Regions from separate parts of the Homo sapiens genome. Here region 2 is linked to region 1. A link is a loop called in an ENCODE intact Hi-C map of the cell type or tissue named here. Cell type or tissue: endothelial cell of umbilical vein. All regions are shown on one strand. Links, peaks and the distances in the headings refer to the core of each region. The heading gives the core; the rest is flanking DNA.

Region 1 (6,369 bases), core at 1,700-4,199:
AGGGAGAGGGCACCAAGCGTGAGGGGAAGGGGTAGGTGGACACTGCGTGGGTGGTTTCGTGTTGCAATTTTTTTTTCTCTTTTGTGGCTGTTGTTTTCTTTTTCATCTATTCAGTTTTGTAGTATTCAACAGCCGGGCGCTTGGCAAAACCTGGCAGCGTTATCCACACGGCCGTTTTCAGTCCAAATGGCTCCTGTCAACTTTTACAGCCCCGCGCTAAAACTCCAGGCACGTCTCTTATTGCCAGCACAGGGTTATTTATTTGCCCGGACTGTCTGGCCTCACATTTTTCACGTGTGTGTTACCCCGGCAGTTGCTTCAACTTCCCTCTGGCCCTTAAAACGCTAGTAAACGCCCAGTCCAATTTAGAGCTGGGAGGTGTTGAGCATTTCATCTTTTCAGGATCCTGCACTGGTTAATGTCATTTTCGTCTCCGTTCAGCTTTTGACCTGAAGGAAGGGGAAGCCTTCTCCACTGTGAAAATTACTCTTTCACTGGAAACCATTGTTACTAATAATAACCTCACCAGGCACACCATCGAATGGTCCGGATGCCCCCTGCCCGCAGGGGTGGGGCACACACATGACTCAGAGGGGACATGGCTGGCCCAGGTCAGCGGGTGAGGGCCACAGCCTTGGCCACTCCACGTCTGGAACCCTGGTCATGTTCTGCAACTGGGCCTTTCATTCTTTTTTAATCCTTTACACAAACAGTGTGTGTGTGAACATGCGCACGCTGGTGTGTCTGTGTGTGTGTGTGTGTGTGTGTGTGTTCACGCGCGAGCTTATGTGTGGCTTTGAAATCATCCAAAAAAGGTTTTTCATGGTTGAGGCTGACCTGGTGCAATGCAGAATATATTATTTCTTTCAGAGCGTGGATAGCAGATCTGCACGTGAAACACAGATCAAACACGGCCCACAGAAACAATGGTAGGAAGCATAACCAGAGTGAATCGATTCCTTGATCCTGCTCTGCCAAAAAATTAAAGAGGAGCACTCCTGGGGTTTTTAACCCAGATAAGACTTCAGCCACAGCCGTATTTCCCATGTTCCTGGATCTCTTGTTCTGGCTCTTATTCTGCGGATAAAATGTGGAATAGAGTAAGCAGTGTCGAGTTCTGCCGGTTCATCTGGCTTTTTAAAAAAAAATTAAATGGCTCTATCTCTTTGCCCTCAACACTTCTGCACACGCACATGTGCACGCACACAGCCTTGTTTTACCTTTTCTCCAGAACTAAACTGGACAGACTTTGCCATTTCTTTCAACAGGACAAGGAGAAGGTAGAAAGGGCCCTCTCAGGCATCAGCCTCTTAAAAGGACAAATTTCTTGAAGCAAAGAAAGTTCTAGTCCCCAGTCTGAGACCCATTCTGTCTCTCCATCCCCAAGTGATGACACAACCCCTTCGTTCTCAAAGATCTGTTTAAATATGTAGGTGGTCTTGCTTGAGTCAACTGGTTTTTATGTCAGCATTGACCTCAGTCCTGAGATCCTAGATTGCCCAGCTGGCAGAGCACTGGAGGGTAGAGCTCGCTGCAAGTGAGGCCAGCCCACCCCCAGCCTTCTGATGGGCCACTGAGGCCACCCCGTTGGGCTGGTCATCTGCAGCCGGTGTCCTCTCCTGACCTCTGCTCTAATCTCAAGGGCACCCTTTATTTAGACACCACAGTCCAGCCTGAGCCTCAAGTCCTCGATTCATTGGCTGGACATGAGCCAGGGACAGCCACAGGCTGGCTCCAGAGGGCTCCCCAAAAGAGGCCACAGAGGCCCCAGGAGGCAGGCTCTGGCCGAGCTGGAACAGAGAACGGAGGTTTAAATTTCCGAGGCCTCAGTTCGAATTCCAGCTCTCTCACTGGCGATGACCTTGATCCGTGGGGTAACTTCCCTGAGCCTGGTGCCTGCATCAATCAAATGGAAGAGGAGAAGACCACGTGAACGTGGAGCAGAGTGAGATGCAAAGATGCTGGCCTTGACGTTTGTAGTGATTAGTGAGGCAGCCACAAGCCAAGGAAGGCCAGCAGCCACCAGAAGCCAGAAGAGGCAAGGAACAGATTTTTCACTGGATTCTCATGAGAAAGTATGGCCCAGTGAAACTGACTTCAGGCTTCTAGCTTCCAGAACCATAAGAGAATATATTCCTACTGTTTTAAGCCACCAAATTGTGGTCATTTGTTATAGGCAGCCATAGGAAGCTAAGACAGAATTTACAAAGGGCCTCCGGGAGACCTCTGTGAAATGGTACTAGATATTGACTTGTATTATCTTAATGGGCCCTGACAACGAGCTTTTAAGGTAGTGGGCAAGGCAAGCCTTGTCAGTGTTTTACTGATTAGGAAATGGAGGCTCTGAGAAATTAAGTGTCTTGTTCGAGGTCACATGTTGTTTGGTGGCAGAGCTGGGACTGGAACAGAGGTGACCCAGAGCCTGGTGCTGGTCCCTTTCCACCACCCGCCATGCCCTGTGCCCACCCTCCCTCCTCTGACCAAGTCTAAGCAAGTGGAAAGGAGGGCTTGGCCTCCAGTGGGAGCTTAGCAAGGCCTCTCAAGGGCCTGGAAGACAAGGGGACCCTTCTCTAGCCCCCTGCCTGGCCCTGGGTGTTTGCATTTGGACATGTGCTGTGGCAGAGGCATCACGGGGGCACTGGATGCTCCATCTGGAGTTACGTCTCTTCTCCTAGAGGAAAGGGAATCCAGGGACATGAATTCTCTCTCAGTGACTCACCTCTGAGCCCTGTCAGGTCTCCCCGGGCCTCAGATTCCTCTGTGGTGACATGGAAATAATAACAGGGCCGCCCCCTCCTTGAGGAGCTGTGGAATTAGAGAATGAGCCTGCACAGAAATGCCCACGGTGAGTCGATTACCCAGTTCCGCTCTCCTCTGGCCCAAGCGGTGGCCCCGAGAGTCCCCTGGAACAGGAGGGCCTCAGGGAAATTTGCCAGGGGCACCACACAGAGAGCACGCCAGGGAGGCGTTGCTCAATCTCTCACCCACGTGGGCCCCAGGGAAAGCCCGCAGCCCAGCCATGACTCCTGAACTGCCCTGAGAGCCTGGGACAGGCTCGCACTGCGCTCACTCATCCTCTCTGTCTCTCTCTCTCTCTCATGCTTTTCCTTTATTTTCTCATGCTTTCCCTCTCTTGTGCCCACACTCCAGAAATATGTTTCCCATCCCCTCATTTCCCTGCATTCTCTGTCCTCCTCCTCCCGTCCTCCTTGCTTGCTGGCTTTCACTTACTCTCTTCTTCTCCCTGGTGCTCTGTTCCCCGCTCTGTGCCCTCTTTCATGCCCCCTGTCCATCACCCCGCCACTCTCTTGCTGTCTCGGCTTACTCTCTCCTGCTTGCCCTCTTGCTGCCTTACTTTCCTCTCTTGCCCTCTCACTCTCTGACTCTTCCGTGCTCTCTGCTGCCCTGGACCCTCCATGGCCCCCACCCCCGCCCTGGGATCAGGCTGAGGCCAGGCTTCCGCTGAGCTTCCCTCCTTGCTTCACCTCTTCCCTGCCGCGCTGCTGCCCTCGCTCTCTCGCTGGCTTCTCCTGCAAGGACTTGCTCCATAAAGCACTCACACGGGACTTCCCCCTCAGGCTCTGCTTCTAGAGAATTCTTTCTTTTTTTTTTTTTTGAGTCGGAGTTTCACTCTTGTTGCCCAGGCTGGAGTGCAGTGGCACGATCTTGGCTCACTGCTGCAACCTACGCCTCCCGGGTTCAAGCGATTCTCCTGCCTCAGCCTCCCAATAACTGGGATTACAGGTGTGTGCCACCACGCCCAGCTAATTTTTGTGTTTTTAGTAGAGCGGGGTTTCACCATGTTGGCCAGGCTGGTCTCCAACTCCTGACCTCAAGTGATCCACCCACCTTGGCCTCCCAAAGTGCTGGGATCACAGTCATGAGCTACCGCACCTTGCCCTGGAGAATTCTTACCTAAGATACCCTGGTAGGTTCTAGAGAAGGAAAATCAGGAAAGATGTGCCTGCCCTGCCTTCCAAGAGCTTCTGGCCTGGGAGGAGAAGCATCCTGAAGGAGAATACAGGGCAATACCCCCTGTCCCAGGTGCTGCAATTGAGGTCTACTCAGCCCACCACAAAGCACCAGGGATTAGGTGATGTGTTGAGTGTGTGGAGGGATAATCGGGGAAGGCTGCATAGAGGAGGTGGCCCAGGTTAATAAGGAAATAGGGGAGGGAAGGGAGATGAAAGGGAAACAGGAAAGAAAAAAAACACAAGGCCATAGTCTCACCCACCAGGGGGCTGCCAACTGCTATATGTGGCTGGAATATGGGATAACAGGGTCGGGGGCACTAGATGAGGCCTGGAAAAGTTGCAGGAATCCATCATCGCAGGCCTCGGGGGGCTCAGCTAAGGGGATCAAACTTACTCCTGAGGGCAATGGTGAGGCATGGAAGATTGTAGAGGGATCTAGGGTTGGTCCTGAAAGGTAACCCTGGCAGCAGAGTAGAAGGCTTTGAGAGAGGCAGCTGGAGGCAGAGATTTAGACAAAGTGAGCTCTCAGGTCCCTTTCAACTTGGAAGCTCTAGAAGTCTCCAGGGGAATTACCGAGGTGGGGCGGTGGCATGGAGAAGAAACCCAGGCCAGGGGTGACCAGCCAAATCTCCTGAACATTGACGATGGGGAGAGATGGCCACCAGCGTCAACAGCAGGCAGCAGGCCTCCCTGTGGGCTGAGCTCAGCACACACTTCCAGCCCTGACGCAGAGCCAGTCCTACTTGGGCCTATCATGTGGCTAGGCCCTGAGGGTCCCAAATGTTCCCCAAGGCTGGCAGACAGGGCAGGAGGACAAACCAGCACAGATTAGACATCAGGGCAATGATGGATGGGAGAGAAGCCGCCTCAGGCCCTGGGGCAGAACCAGGTAGGCACTGGACCTCTGTATTCCTCCGAGGGATATGGGCATTTGGGGCCCCTCCAGCCCTGCCACAGCTTGGCTCTGCATTCCTCTCCCCTCCCCGGCTTGGACATACATGGGGCCGGCAGGGGCGAGGGATGCTCTGTCCACCCACAGTGCCCTGAGAGGCCCAGGCAGGGCTCGAACGCTGACTCCAGCCCCTTCCCACCTAGAGGGAGGCCCGGCTTGTGACCACCCTGAATTTTTCTTGCAGCCTCTTGGCCCAGCCTCGCTGCAAGTCTGTTGACAAGCTGGGAGAGCTGACAGTAAAACGAGCTGAGGCCCAAAGTAGGGAGGCGGCACTGCGAGGAGACACTTCGTCATTAGAATGCAGCACGATTCCGCAAGCCTTTCTCCAGTGCCCGGGCCACTCTTGCCAAGCGCTGTGTGCAGAGCTGCAGGGAACAGGGCAGGACAAGGCGCCCAGAACCAAGAGTCCCGGGAAGACAAGGAGATGCTTGTCGGGGTTCTGGGAACCTGCAGAGGCCGCAGGGCCCAGGGCAGGCCCGGGCTGCGCAAGGAGCTCCAGCTCCCAGGGAGGGGCACTGGGAGTCCGAGACCAGCCCCCCAGCCCTCAGCGCCCCCATCCACTGTCCTTTCTGCCTGACTCCCTCTTCCCTGGCTTTAAAGGATCATTAATTCTTTCTTCTGTCAATCCACAAAGGCAGAGACACCTCCTACTAAATGGGGAGGATGGGGAGGATGGGAGCAGAGCGAGGAGGAAATGGGGGTCTCTATGATGCACCTCTAAGTTATTCTTGCTCCTGCCCTCCGGGAGCTCACAGTCTAATCAGGGAGATAGATATAGTTGCAACCGCCCATGATGCAATCAGATATAAAGGCTAAGTGGCGTCTATACTTAGTAACATGAGAGTTGGGGGAAATTCATCACAGTAGCTAACGCATCCAGCAACAACCTCACCCCAGGTACTGTACTAAGTGGTTGACATGCATTCACTCATTTCCTCCTCATCACAGCTCTGAGGCAGGTGCTAGTGCTAGCCCCATTTGACAGATTAGGAAACTGAGGCACAGAGACGTTGAGTAACTTTCCCAAGGTCACACAGGTGGAACCAAGATTTGTCCCTAGTGGCCTGGCTCCAGAGTCTGTGCCTTTAACCACCAGGCCAGACTAAAGGAATAATGGCATCTCTTTGGTCTTTGCAGCAGCACTGGTGAGTGCTGGAGAGCACGGCGCCCTGGGTCGGGCAGACCCACAGTGGTCGTCATGTGGCCTTGCGCAACTCCTGTGCCCTTTCTAAGCTTCAGTTTCCTCTCCAATAAAATGCGGAGAGCAACAGTATAGCACCTTCCTCCCAGGGCTGCCAGGAGAAGTAAATGAGCAGAGACGTGTGGAGATCTTAGCACAGGGCCTGCGCAGAACAGATGCACGCAGACGTTGCTCCATTTACACGGGCCTTTGAGAGCTGCAAGACCCTTCCACACTCATTCAGTAGACTGGACAGAGAAGCA
Region 2 (6,369 bases), core at 2,340-4,839, 48 kb before region 1:
GGCGTGTTCATGTGCATGCATGCATGTGTGTGGAGCTAGAGAGCACTAGAGGCCGGGCACGGTGGCTCATGCCTGTAATCCCAGCACTTTGGGAGGCCGAGGTGGGCGGATCACCTGAGGTCAGGAGTTTGAGACCAGCCTGCCCAGCATGGTGAAACCCTGTCTCTACTAAAAATATGAAAATTAGCCAGGTATAGTGGCGTGTGCCTGTAATCCCAGCTACTCGGGAGGCTAAGGCAGGAGAATCGCTTGAACCCGTGAGGCAGAGGTTGCGGTGAACCGAGGTCACGCCACTGCACTCCAGCCTGGGCGACACAGTGAGACTCTTTCTCAAAAAAAAAAAAAAAAAAAACAAAAAAACAAGAGAGCACTAGAGAAAGGTTCTAGAACGAGGCAAATCGAACAGAACAGGGAAGAGATGAGCACAGGAGGCGAAAAGAAATGGAGGTTCGGGGAGTTGACAGCCTCCATTTTGTAGCAAGGCCTGCCCTTTCTTTCTATGTCAGTTTAAATTATTTACATCAGGACAATGGAAAGAATATAGATAGCAAAATAAAAAATGCGTCGGGGCCAGGCAGGCCCAGGATTCATGTGTGGTGGAAACAGAGTCCAGGGAGGAGGAAGGGCTGCCCGCCCTGCACCCAGGAGTGGGCTGGGCTTTGGGTGGCTGCAGTCAGGGCTGCTTTTCCAGTCACTCAGTACCTACATCAAGTCCAGAGTGTTGACAGAGCTGGAGCCAAACTGCACACCCCCAGGGGCAGACCTGGGACATTTAGGGAGCTGTGTGAGTCAGACAAGGCCTGGGGACACCCACAGACCACAACCCCTCTGGGGCCAGGCTGAGGGCTGCCTGGTGTTCGCCTGCTCCCAGAGAGGCTGACACTTTGTGCCAGCCTCCTGCCTATCCTGAGCTGACCCTTCACTGGCAAGTCCAGGGTCCCGTGGGTGACCATCAGTTAATCAAATCAAAGCAGCCTTCTGTGCTGCCAGGACAGGATGGGGAGAGGTTCTCCCTCCCCTTCCTAGGTAATTAGGAAGTGACTTCTGGAGGCCTGGGCCCACCTTGGTCACCTCACCTAAAGGAAGATTCTGTCACAGGGATGCAGGACGAATGTATCAGTCTCCTCAGGCTGCTGCAACAGAAGACCACAAGCTGAGTGGCTTAAACAACGGATATTTATGTTCTCACAGTTCTGATGGCTGGAAGTCCAAGATCAAGGTTTGGTTTCCCCTGAGGCCTCTCTCCTTGGCTTGCACACGGCCACCTTATTGCTGTGTCTTCACACGGTCTTTCCTCTATGCGTATACCCTGCCAGTGTCTCTCGTGGGTCCACATTTTCTTCTAGGGACACCAGTTGTATTGGATTAAGCCCACCCTAATGGCCTCATTTTAACTTAATCACCTCTTTAAAGGCCCTAACTCTAAATATAGCCACATTCTGAGGTCCTGGGAGTTAGGGCTTCCATAGATGAATGGGGTGTGGGGCACAGTTCAACCCATAGCAATGAAGTACCAAGAAAGACAAGGCCAGGTTCACACCAGGATGGGGAGAACAGTTCAGGGCCATGACCCTCTCAACGTCTGATAATCCCACTGTCTCCCTGCCTGTGCTTAGGGCCTCCTCCCAGTAAAGCTTATAGAAACCAGAGGCAACATTTCTGCAGGACAGGGGTTTGGGAGAATGTTGTTCCCATGGCTGGTAGTTGCTGTCTTGCCCAGGAGCAGGAGTTGTGTAGCCCCAAGTCCCAGTTCAATGCCTGGCCCAGCAGGGAAACTCTGATGGGGGCAGAACAGAGGCCATTAGGCAAGGCTCTGTGTCCTTACTCATTTAGAGTCTTATTGTCAATGGAAGTGACTCCAGAATAAATTTGGACTTCATTCACAGAGAGTTGAGGCCCTCGCAGATTTAAAAATAATAAAAGAAAAAGGCCGGGTGCAGTGGTTCATGCCTGTAATTCTAGCACTTTGGGAGGCAGAGGCGGGCGGATCACTTGAGGTCAGGAGTTTGAGACGACCAGCCTGGCCAACATGGTGAAACCCCGTCTCTACTAAAAATACAAAAATTAGCTGGGCATGGTGGCAGGTGCCTGTAGTCCCAGCTACTCGAGAGGCTGAGGCAGGAGAATCGCTTGAACCCAGGAGGTGGGAGCTGCAATGAGCCAAGATCACGCCACTGCACTCTAGCCTGGGCGACAGAGGGAGACTCTGTCTCAAAAAAAAAAAAAGAAAATAAAATAAAAAAGAAGGAAGGAAGGAAGGAAAGAGAGAGAGAGAAAAAGAAAGAAAGAAAGAAAGAAAGAAAGAAAGAAAGAAAGAAAGAAAGAAAGAAAGAAAGAAAGAAAGAAGCCAGGTGCAGTTGCTTACACCTGTAATCCCAGCACTTAAGGAGGCCAAGGCAGGTGGATCACTTGAGGCCAGGAGTTCAAGACCAGCCTGGCCAGCACGGCGAAACTCCATCTCTACTAAAAATACAAAAATTGGCTGGGTGTGGTGGTGGGTGCCTGTAATCCCAGCTACTAGAGAGGCTGAGGCAGGTGAATCGCTTGAACCCAGGAGGTGGAGGTTGCAGTGAGCCGGGATCACACCATTGCACTCCAACCTGGGTGACAGAGCGAGACTCTTTCTCAAAAAAAAATTAAAAAATAAAAATAAAAGTTTAAAAAATATATGACTTCAGCCCCAGGTATAGTCTGGAGGCAACTGCATGAGACAGAGAAAGAGAGAGAGAGAGAGAGACAAAGATACAGACAGACAAAAACAGAGACAGAGAGAAAAAAAAACTAGCTAAGAGCAGTCAACCCCCAGAAGAGTGAGAGATAATAATAACATGGTAGTCGTGTTTTTTGTCACTACGTTTTGGAGTGATTCATTATGCAGCAATAGATAACTGGAACACAGGCCAAAACACAATTGCGTGGGCACACGCACACACACAAGGTACACAAAAATCCTCCTTCACAGGACCTGTTTTGAGGCTCCTGGCAGCCAGCCTAGGTGCTGGTGCTCACGCCACAGACTCTGGGGCCAGCCTGCCAGGATTCACACCCCTTTCCCACCACTTCTTAGCTGTCCAGCCTTGGATGGGGAAACCAACACCTCTGCCTCAGTTTCCTCATCTCTGAACTGGAAACCATACTGGAGCCCTCCATCTGGGATGGCTGGGAGGATTAAATATGCTAACCCACATCAAATGCATGGGGCCATGCCAGGCATGCAGTCGGCACTTGATAACTGTTTGCTGGAATGATATGACTCAACATCTGCCTTTCTGCTTCCTAACAGGTGGGCTGAGAAACACGCCATTTCCGGCAGACACGCCGCTGACCATCTTTTTCCATCACACTGAGGTCACCAGCACAGCCTCACACTTATTTGTTTTGTAAAAATGTCAGCAGCTGGGCCAGGTCCCCTCCCCCAGCCCCTGTGGAAAGTCAGCTCCCTCTCCCTCTGCAGGCGCTTCAGATCTGTCCCTGCCACTGTCATCTCCCGCCTTTGCCTTGCAAACCACAGATTAGCAGAAGACAAAACGCTGGCTAAGGGCTGACCTCAATACCTGCTTTTAAAGTCCCTTGGCCTGGCCCAGCCACAGAGCTGTGGGACACAGGATGAGCAGGAAGCAGACAATAACAGTTGGCTGGGCTTGCAACATCCTCTTGCCTCTCCTTTTGTGGGATGGCTAAATGGTGCAGCTTTTGGGATGCCCTGGTGCCTCCTACGCATGGAGGACCCACTTTCCAGAGGCAACTCCCACAGCCAGGAGGGGACAGGATCATGACAAGGTGCTTGCGGCTTTGCCAAGTCCTCCTCACTGCCCTGGGCTCCCCCAGGGTACCAGCGGAGCCAGAGGCCAGGTTCTTCCCATGAGGAAGCAGGGGGTGGAAGAGAATAAAGTCAGCAGAAGACCCCTTTTCTGTCTAGTCAAGGCCCGCCTGGCCTCCAGAAAGGTCTCCTCTGCCTTTTCCTCTGGGGCAACCCCTTGATTGTGCCCCATACTAAATCCCCTGTCATGGGCATTCACGCTCCTCTGACTTTCCAGCTGTGTCACTTTTGGGGGGGCTATTGCCACCCGTGGGCCCTGTTTCTCACTCTCCATTTGTGGTAACTGGCTGCCTTACCCAGCAACACAACCCTCCCCTCCCCTTTGACCCTCACATCTCCCTCCAGGTGGCCTCTGCCAGACCTAAAGCAGGTGCCCGGGCATCTCCTCTCCAGCCTTGTTGGGCTGCAGGATGCACAGGATTTCGATAAGTTCTCCAGCTCTCTTACGCTAAGTAATCCCTGCCCCAATCCCTTGGGTCACCTTGAAAAACCATTCTTAGTCTCTAATGAACCAATTGGTTCTTTAGAAAAGACACCTGGAACTTTCTTTGCAGCGATGAGCCATGTTTGTCAATGGGAGCACTATTCATATTTGGGCCTGGACAAATCCCCATTGTGTGGGACAGTCCCTCCCCCATTGTTGGATGTTAATTGTCCTTGGCCCCCTGCCTGCTAAACTCCAGTAGCACCCTCTAGTCATTGTGACAGCCAAAAATGCACCCCTATTTCCAAATGCCCCCACCCCCAGGTGGAACAGTCCCTGAATAGGGAAGCACCATTCATCTCAGGATAAAATTCTTTCTCCGCCACAACAATCACCAAGCAGCATCTCCCTGCAGGATCAGTTATGCGCGCTTGATCAGCCCAATCTCCCTCATGTTATGCAACCCAGAGTCAACGCCGCTGCACAAGTCTATTCTGTTTCTGCATTCACAGGCTCATACTGTGAGCAGGGACTCCAAAGTACGCTGAGGAACTCGGTCCCTAAATCTATCCTCTTTATTATAGATTGTGTGTGGGTTGCCCCTGACAGATAATTCTCAGCAAAGCGTTTACTGAGAAATCATTTGTTTAATTTCACACGCCCCCTTCCATCACTGGCATTACTTTAAAAAATAAAAATAAAAGTAAAAGAGCAGCCATTGTTGGAAGAGTTCCATTGGAGCTGTTTGTTTGTCAAGGTCCATTGAGTCAAAATTCCCAGTTTAACTTTGAATGCTCAACGCTTCTGCCCCTAATGTGAGGTTGGTGTTTGTACCTTAAAAAGGGAGGGGAAATTGAGTCTTTGAAAGAAAGAAAAAAGGGAATAAAATAATCCTCCCTCTGTAGTGTCTATACTTTTTAACATAACATGGGAGTGCAACTACCTTTTTACCAAAACACGTCTCCAGCTTGGCGTGAAGTCCCCACATCTGGATCCGCCAGGAGGGAGGAACATCCATTCTGACAGGGACATAGCCTTGCACACACCTGCTGACACTTCTGCATCGCTGTGAGTCTAGCTGTAGTAGCTACATTGGGTCGTTTTCCTTTTTAAAACAATAGTTCTTAACACCAAGAGCTTCTTGCTGGTGTCATAAAATCCCCGTCTCACATTGAAGACCTAATCCTGAAGGTTTTTAAATCTCCCAGAGTCCACTTGTGATGATCTGATGGACCCTAAGGCCTCTCTTCACAGAACAAGACAGACACATGTGTGGACACATAGGGTATGTCCACATGCGTGCACTCACTTCCACAGAACTTTACACATAATCACAAAGCCTCCTAAAGCCTGCCCTCAGGCAGTCAATTAAGAACCCACCGCTGGTTCCACACATGAGGAAATTGAATGTAAAAGCAGCTTTGGTGGTACATACAAATATGATTCAGTTTCATGTGGGAAGGCGACCAACTCTCAAACTGTTCTTCCTGAAACAAGCCACTAGCCTCGTGTAAAGACAATAGCCCCTGTAGATGGAGATGGTGAGAAAAAGCTTCCAGAGACCACTGTCACTCCTGAACACTCCAAATTTATGTGGACTGCTAAGGAGAGAGACCAGAAAGCAAAGCAACCTGGAAAAACTCAAAACCCGTTACCCCAAAGTAAAACAATTCCTGTCGATGGCAGTTCCTGTAGATAACAGCACCACATTGCCTTGCACTTGCACAATGCTTTACCCGGCTCAAACAGCTTTCACCAGCATTATTCAGCAGTCTCACAACTGCTCTGTGAAGTCAGGACCACTATAATTGCCCCCATGTATGGGTTGCAACAAAGGAAGAGGGCTCAAAGAGTGGAAGTGATGCCTGAAAGGACACGTTGGTTGGTAACGGTAGTACTGACTTAGTCTGTTCTGGTTTCTATAACAAAATCCCTTAGACTGGGTAATTTACAAACAACAGAAATTTAGTGGTCACAGTTCTAGAGGCTGGGAAGTCCAAGATCAAGGCATCAGCAGATTCCATGTCTGGTGAGGGTTCTCTGCTTCAGAGATAGTGCCTTTACCCTGAGTCCTCACGTGGCAGAAGGGACAAACAGGCTCCCTCAAGCCTCTTTTATAAAAGCA

Evidence for each region. Hi-C counts contacts between places; a loop is a spot of excess contacts. Peaks named below come from ENCODE experiments on the same cell type or tissue, not always from the same donor. Only the 100,000 strongest peaks of a DNase experiment are listed, where the experiment ranks them.
Region 2: a loop joins it to region 1, with 2.4 times the contacts of the local background. A loop is called at or near these places in 5 of 110 quality-filtered maps.

What each region holds. Positions count from the first base shown.
Region 1 is chrX:39,905,566-39,911,934 of GRCh38, forward strand. No RefSeq gene overlaps it. Among named protein-coding and RNA genes, the nearest start is that of MIR1587, 71 kb to the left of the region's middle. RefSeq lists enhancers at 295-1,084, 1,912-3,111, 2,520-3,216, 2,590-2,884. In endothelial cell of umbilical vein, for the core only: no CTCF peak of the experiment used is centred there; a DNase peak (open chromatin) is centred at 2,796; H3K27ac peaks cover 1,543 bases.
Region 2 is chrX:39,857,184-39,863,552 of GRCh38, forward strand. No RefSeq gene overlaps it. Among named protein-coding and RNA genes, the nearest start is that of MIR1587, 23 kb to the left of the region's middle. RefSeq lists an enhancer at 746-1,246. In endothelial cell of umbilical vein, for the core only: no CTCF peak of the experiment used is centred there; a DNase peak (open chromatin) is centred at 3,318; H3K27ac peaks cover 1,036 bases.